Regions from separate parts of the Mus musculus genome. Here region 1 is linked to region 2. The links are chromatin loops, found by intact Hi-C in ENCODE. Cell type or tissue: heart. All regions are shown on one strand.

Region 1 (4,000 bases), 210 kb before region 2:
GCAAAACTCTACAAAGCCCTTTAAAGTTCAAGCAGTTCTTATTACCACTTCTCGGGGAGCGATGATGTGGCAATCCAGCAGCGAGGGAAAATGTGGGAACAGCCACATGTGCAAAGCCCAAGAGAAAACACTATCTTTAAAACCATGATTTTTTTAAGTCTTTTTACTTTCCCGAGTTAAAACAGTTCATTCATAGTTTACAGGTAATTTATCAAAAGCCAGATTTAAAGAAAGAAAGAAAACCCCAATGGTCTAAGGTTGTAGTGTGCATATGTGCCTTGCATGCCTGGCACGATGGAAGCCCTGGGTTCATCCCCACCACTTCATCCACGGGGTGTGGTGACACCCTGAAACCCAGCACCCCAGAGGTACAGGCACAAGGATCATAAGTTCAAGGACGTGCTAGCTAGGGCACCAACTTACAACGCAGCCAGGGTTACCTACATGAGACTCGGTCTCAACATCTGTCTTATGTCCCCACCACCACACTCCCAAGCCAAAATCCCTAACAGCTATAATTCAAAGTCATACTAGTTACTAAGTAGAAGCCAAGCACTTCTGTGTGCTTGGCCAAAGAGTTCATAACATGGCTCGTTATTTCTCATGCCCTGGGCCACAGAAACTTAGAGAAAGAAAAGGAATTCTTTCTGGTGACCACTCAAACTAGTTGTTTTTATAAACTAGCAAAATTAATGGACATGGCGGGCAAGGGGGAACAAGTTTCTACGTTTTTACATTCTGCCAAGTTTTTAGCCCAGGTCAATCGTTGGAAAGAATAAACTTACAAAGCTCGAAATAACTTTTTCGCAGCATATTTTCAACCAGCAAAAACTGGCTGGAAAAGGGAGGGGAGGGGAGAGAAATTAGAAAAGGAAGGAGGAGGCCATCCGGCCATACTCTACGGTAGCGGCTGACAAGCAGCCGGAGGAAGGGGACGGATTTGGACACCGAGCCTCGCGGTCCACACAGACCGCGATGGGCGAGCGAGGGGGCCGGGCGAACACGATCCACGCGCCGAGGAGAAGAATCTACAGTGGGCGAATGAATGGAGGCGCGCCGGCGTGTGGCTAGCGACACGTCAGCGCAGAGCTTGGGGACGGGCGGCCCGCGGCGAGCGCGGGCGGAGAAGCGAGGCCGACCCTGGCGTGGGTCCTGCGGACCGCGGGCTTCGGGCCCGCGCTCGCTGAGGACGCCGAGCTGCGGGGGGTCCCGGGGCGGGGGATAGCATGGCCCACGAGAGCCGGGCCGGGGGTCGGCCGCGGTCCCCAACCCAGCCCCGCGTCTCTCACCTCCGGGGCCGCCTCGGAGCAGCACGGCGGCGGGAAAGGCCAGCAGGAACAGCAGCAGCAGGCGGGGGAGGAGTCTCATGGTACGGCCGGTCAGCGTCCGGTGCGGGTCCGCTAGGGCTCTCGGAGGCTCTGGCGGTAATGGCGTTACTCTTCATCCGGGCCGCGGTGGAGGGGCGGGGCACGCACGCACGCGCGCCATCCGTCGCCCCTCCCCGCCACCGTCGACGTGGCCTCTAAGCGCCCAGGGGCGGGGCCTGCGGGCCGGGAGATCACGTGGCCGGCGGTGGCGGGGACCAGGGGAGCCTACGGGCTCCCGCGAGAGCCTAGCTGAGCAGGCTTATCTCTTCCAGATGCTTAGCATCGCTTTGTCCCCCGTTGCTTTGAGGGGCCAAGGAGTGGAAACTTCCCGCATGTGTGGCAGTTGAAAGACAGAAAGTAAAGGATATGGATAACGACAAAATAAATAAATAAAAATAAAAAGCCGAAAGTGATGTCTCACATTGTAACCCCAGAGTTTGAGAGATGGAGGCAGGAGGATTGCAGCGAGCTGGAGACCAGCCTGGGCTATGTAGCGAGTTCGGGGCAAGACTGGGCTACAGAGTTAATACCTTGTCACAAAATTCTACCCCCCCTGCAATAAACAATCGGAGTTCTGGAGTTTTATTCTTTTAAATTTGACTGTCTCTCTGGTGTATAATTGCCAGTGCACAGATAGATGTAAAGGTCAGTCAAAGGACAACTTCTAGGGAACTGATTCTCTCCACATTTTAGATGGGTTCTGGGCTTGAACTCTGATCATTAGAGGTTCAGTTCTGTAATTTTTCTTAACAACCCAAACTTAGCAATTACCTAGCCTTTCTGCAGTTTCTACGCCAAAGATCTCACTTCTGGCATATTTCTGGCAACTTCAGCTGGTCAGTGTGAAACACTCGGGATGTAGTGGCTGCGCTGAGAACCTCCAGCCACAATCCTGATTCAGGGACTGTCTTGGTTACTTTTCTGTTGCTGTGAAGAGATACCATTACCAAGGCAACTTATAAAAGAAAGTGTTTGATTTGTAGGCTTGTTTACAGTCTCAGAGGGTGAGTTCCTGACCATCGCATCAGAGAGAATGGGAGCAGGCAGGCAGTGCTAACGTGGAAGCTGAGAGCTTATATGTTCAGCCCCAAAGGACAAGGCAGAGAGGTAAGTCCAATGGTACGGACTTTTGAAACCTCAAAGCCCACACCCAACAATGCACCTCCTCACATAAGTCCTTACCAAACAGTTCCACCAACTGGGATGTAACATTCAAACACAAGCCTACTGGGGCAGTTCTCATTCAAACCACTACACAGGTTAAGCAGCCACCAGGATCATTGGAGCCTCTGAGCCACAGAGGGACAAATAAACTCCCCTCAGAATTGTTGAAGATGACTGAAGTGGAAGTCACAGACCATATCTCAACTTAATTAACCCCAGTAGGTTCAGATCAGATGAACACATGTCTGACCTGAACAGGGGAAAGAGACTGTCTATAAATTCTATGAACATTAAGGAGTCAGAAGTGCCACCACCTGAAGTCAGACCTCAGAAAGGGAGACAGTGAGATCTTCGGTACAAGGACAGTGTCTCTGTACCATCCCCTCAGTTACAGTCCTTGTCAGTTTCTTGTGCCAGGAGACACTCCCGGGTTAAATACGAGGATCTTGGATATTTGATGGGGTTGAAGACTAATTATAGTCTCACAAGCAAACTTAAGTTGTTTAGCATTGAAAGAGATGATATAGATTTGAAAGGATGTTTTTCAGATGGTAATGTGTACTGGCTGGTTTTGGGTGTCAACTTGACACAAGCTGGAGTTATCACAGAGAAAGGAGCTTCAGTTTGGGAAATGCCTCCTAGAGATCAGGCTGTGGGGCATTTTCTCAGTTGGTGATCAAGGGGGTAGGACCCATTGTGGGTGATGCCATCCCTGAGCTGGTAGTCTTGGGACTTGCTTGTAAGAGAGCAAGCCAGGGGAAGCAAGCCAGTAAGTAACATCCCTCCATGGCCTCTGCATCAGCTCCTGCTTCCTAACCTGCTTGAGTTTCAGTCCTGACTTTCTTGAGAGATGAACAGCAATGTAGAAATGTAAGCTGAATAAACCCTTTCTTCCCCAACTTGCTTTTAGGTCATGATGTTTGTGCAGGAATAGAAACCCTGACTAAGACATAATACAAGCTAAAATCAGAACATAATTCAGGTATAGAATGGTAAGCTCTTTAAGTTAGGGTAAAAGGTAAAATACTGTATATAGTTAATAAATATGATGGACTGGATGTTAATTGTATATCATACTTTGTAATTTACGTGTTATGGTTATGCTCAAATTATGTCTAAGAGTTTTTTTTTTAATTTGGACAGAAAGGATGAAATTTGGGAATTGGTTTTAATGCTTTGAATTAATCCAGTCTCCCAAGTCGGGAATATGCTGAAGGTCCTTGTCCCCAACTGGTTTCTGATGGATCAATAAAGAGCCAACAGCCAATGGCTAGGCAGACAGACTGAAATGAGACTTTGAGATTGGCACAGGGTTGGAAACAAAACAGAGAAAAGAAGCAGAGATTGGCATGAGAAGAAGAAAGAAGAACGATCAGACCTAAAGGCCCACTGACACAGGCCACTTCCCCAATTGTGTTTGGGGTAGCAGAGATGAAATATAGATTTTAAAAGATCTTAATTGAGGAGTA
Region 2 (4,000 bases):
TAAAGCAAAGTGCATGACACTATAATAAAAGAGCTGTGTCAAAGACATGGGGGATGGAAGAAGATGACTTCCACTGGCCAAATTCAGACAAATTTGGATAGTAACAGGAACTATTATGATAATGAAATAATAATGCTCAATTTTAAAACTTAATTCATTTCCCCTCCCCCTCCCCCCAGCCTCAGCACCCCCACCCCCACCTATGAATTAAGTTTTAAGATGTGAACAGAACACTATACTATGGTGGTTAGTGTTAACTGTGAAGCTGACAAAATCTAGAATCGCCTGAGTTGGGCCTCTGAGTATGCCTGTGACAATAGTGTTTTTTTCATGTGATTTTTATTATGAACATGTAGCGTGTGTCTTTATTAGCAATGACCTTTCTTTAGATAAGCACGCCGTGATCATCCATAAGGTTTCTGCTTCTGACACACTTGTTATTAAATTGGTTATTTGACACAACCACATGGTGAGTTCCAGGATGACTCATAAACCTGCTTTTGATAATTTTATTATAAACAAAAATGTTTATATTTGGTTTTTATTGAATTGAGCTTATCTATATCAAATTCCCCTTTTAGAAAAATGACTGCATAGCTAACTGCTACTCTGGCAACAGGCATCCATGTGGTACACAGACATATATGCAAAATATCATAAAATGCACTTTTTACATGAAAAATATTCAAGACAGCATGTTACTACCTGAGAGTTACAGTATTCTATGTTGTTAACAGGATGCTTTACAAACTGTTAAACTGTCACTGAACTAACATTTAGTCTCAGTGAATACAGTGTGGCCAATGACCACCTAGTGATTTCGAATTCAGGACCACCACTCTCAGGAGGAGAAGCCAAATGTAACTCAGACAGGAATTTGGTCTCTTAGATACCCCAGCACAGTCTCTCTCTCTCTCTCTCTCTCTCACACACACACACACAACAGGGTTTCTCTGTATATCCCTGGCTGTCCTGGAACTCACTTTAGACCAGGCTGGCCTCGAACTCAGAAATCTGCCTCCCAAGTGTCTGCCTTCCAAGTGCTGGCCAAGAGCCTGGCTCTCTCTCTTCCTTCCTTCCTTTCTTTCAAAGATTTATTTATTTATTATATGTAAGTACACTGTAGCTGTCTTCAGACACACCAGAAGAGGGCATCAGATCTCATTACGGGTGGTTGTGAGCCACCATGTGGTTGCTGGGATTTGAACTTCGGACCTTCGGAAGAGCAGTCGGGTGCTCTTACCCACTGAGCCATCTCACCAGCCCTCTTCCTTTCTTTCTTAAAGATATATCTATCTATCTATTTATCTAATGTATAGGAGTACACTGTAGCTGTCTTCAGACACACCAGAAGAGGGTATCAGATCCCATTTTAGATGGTTGTGAGCCACCTTGTGGTTCCTGGGAACTGAACTCAGGACACCTCTGGAAGAGCAGTCAATGCTCTTAACCAGTCCTGTTCTAAATTAAGAAATAATAACCAATTATAGCCAATTGGTTAAAACATAATAAATTGCTTTAAAAAGAATTTGAAGAGCCGTTTCAGGAATTTTCTGTTTGATCATGCATTGTGATTATGTAGGAAAATGTTCTGAGGATGTGCATAATAGCATTTGGGATAAAGAATCTAGAAGTAATTGTAAGAGGGAAAACGCTAATGAGCTGGAGAAAGGCTACACTGACACTTTCTGTGTTGTTCTTTAAACTTTCCTGCCGATATAAATAATTTCTCCTAAAAACATCGAAGGAGCAGCGGAATGATGCTCAAAGCTGGGACGCAAGTTCTAACCTGCTACGCAAACTAAACCCAGAAGAGCGTGGAAACACCTTTCAAAACTACCGCTTCCGCCCTGCCCGTCGGCTCTTCCCGATAGGCTGGCGCCATCCCGGGGCCCCGCCCACGGCTCCCAGAAGCCCGTGCGCGCCCAGAAGCTCGTGCGCGCCCAGCAGTTCCGCCTCTTCCTGCCTGAGGTGAGCTGCCATCATGGAGACCGAACCTCCTCCTCTGGAAGAGCGGCGTCGGCTCCAGGAGGAGCTGAGCGAGTTTGTGGAGAGCTGCTGCCGGACGCTGGAGGAGGTGACGGCGTCCCTGGGATGGAGCCTGGATCAGCTGGACCCCGGGGACGAGGCGGAGGCCGAGGTGAGGGGCGAGGTTGCCCGGCCTTTCCCGGGCCGCTGACTTCTCGCCGTGGGAAAGGCGCCCGGGGAGCCCACTTCTCTCCATCCCGGTGCGATGCAGGGGAGGACAGGGCTCGTCCGGTGCATATCCCGGGGGCGCTGCTGCTGAGGTTGGCGATTTGCTTCGTCATGATATAAGGATTCTGCATTGCGTTAGATTCAGTGTTCACTTTTCTCTATCTTAAACCCGGACGCTTCCCACTCGGACAGGACCGATTGTGGGACGATTAAAGGGCGCCACCAAGGAATGGTAGCTAGTAGCGGACCCCTAAGGAGTGTATTAGAGTGAATTATCCTGACTTATTTAATAGGTGCAGGATAGAGGGAATTTGCGTTGCGCGGTGATTTCTTATACCCTCTTCATTTACTATGATGCAGTAACAAGGTTTAAGTCATATGTCGATGGAAATATTTAAGATATATGCAATTTACGTACAAGCTAATCACCATTGTCTTAAAATTGAAGTGGAAATTGGAAAGAAAAAAAACCCTTCATTGTACCTTTACAAGTATATTTGGAGTTGTGAATTAACCAATATAGTTCATGGCTTAAAGCCTAGTAACGATGCTGTAAAAATGGATTTGGGGGACAACTGAAAAAGTTTGAGGTATGAATTGATAATTTTATGAAATTTCCAGACCATTGAGAATGGAGGGCCCCACCACTCCTTCATTTATTATCGAGATATTAGACAACATCGTGATATTAACACTTAACACGTTCTAAATGGCACTGCGTTACTTCATTTAAAATTCGTATCCCAAGGAGGCTAGAATAATTGGCAGCATTTTACAAATGAAGAAACAAAAACATCCCAGTGGGATTGGCAACTGGGACTTGCAGGCCTTCTGATTTCTGAGGTGTATTTTGCTTAACCGCTATATGAAAGTCCATTGTAAAACTCCCAGATTATCCAGTAAACCGTGAAGTACATGATTATCTGATACTCACTGTTGTAACTGGCTTAAAAAATCTGGTAAATGACATTGATAGTTTTGAGACTAGTCCAGATAATTAATCAATTTCCATGTTTCATGTGCACTTGTAGAGTTTGTCATGGTAACAGTGGGGGGAGGGGTAAAGAAATGACAGCTGTTATTGTGTGGCAAAGTCTGTAATGGGGGGAGTTGAAATTTTTGTAGTACTGGTTATTATAGACTATGATGGGTCAGAAAAAGCATCTAGAAAAGTATATTCTTTAAAATCTGCGTGGGGCTAGGCTAGAGAGATGGCTCAGCGGTTAAGAGTGCTGGTTCCTCTTCCAGAGGTCCTGAGTTCAATCCCAGCAACCACATGATGGCTCATCAAACCCTATGGGATTTGATGCCCTCTTCTGGTGTGCAGGTATACAGGAAGAACACTCATATACATAAAATACCTAAATGAATAAGCCTTTAAAAAACTTATGGGGGCTGGTGAGATGGCTCAGTGGGTAATAGTACCCGACTGCTCTTCCGAAGGTCCAGAGTTCAAATCCCAGCAACCACATACATGGTGGCTCACAACCATCCGTAACAAGATCTGACGCCCTCTTCTGGAGTGTCTGAAGACAGCTACAATGTACTTACATATAATGAATAAACAAATCTTAAAAAAAAAAAACAAACTTATGGATATGTGTGGGGGTATGGCCTGGGTAATGGGTCCTCAACTTTTACCTTGTTTCGGGTCTCTTGTTGTCTTGATATTGCCATCATCATTCTAGCTGGCCTGTGAGCTTCTGGCTATTTTCCCTTCTATCTTCTATCTCTGTGGGAACAATGAAATTGCAGGTGCATATTAACCATACCCATTTTTTGCATGGGTTCTAAGGATTTGAAC

Evidence for each region. Hi-C counts contacts between places; a loop is a spot of excess contacts. Peaks named below come from ENCODE experiments on the same cell type or tissue, not always from the same donor. Only the 100,000 strongest peaks of a DNase experiment are listed, where the experiment ranks them.
Region 1: a loop joins it to region 2, with 2.2 times the contacts of the local background. A loop is called at or near these places in 13 of 42 quality-filtered maps.

Annotation. Positions count from the first base shown.
Region 1 is chr13:37,992,716-37,996,715 of GRCm38, forward strand. It overlaps Ssr1 (signal sequence receptor, alpha), which reads right to left and starts at 1,493. Exons shown (of 8, transcript NM_025965.4): 1 at 1,290-1,493. The coding sequence starts at 1,368. In heart, no CTCF peak of the experiment used is centred here; a DNase peak (open chromatin) is centred at 1,516; H3K4me3 peaks cover 2,183 bases; H3K27ac peaks cover 2,322 bases.
Region 2 is chr13:38,202,989-38,206,988 of GRCm38, forward strand. Snrnp48 (small nuclear ribonucleoprotein 48 (U11/U12)) reads left to right here and starts at 1,951. Exons shown (of 9, transcript NM_026382.2): 1 at 1,951-2,140. The coding sequence starts at 1,985. In heart, a CTCF peak has its summit at 1,811; a DNase peak (open chromatin) is centred at 1,933; H3K4me3 peaks cover 1,995 bases; H3K27ac peaks cover 722 bases.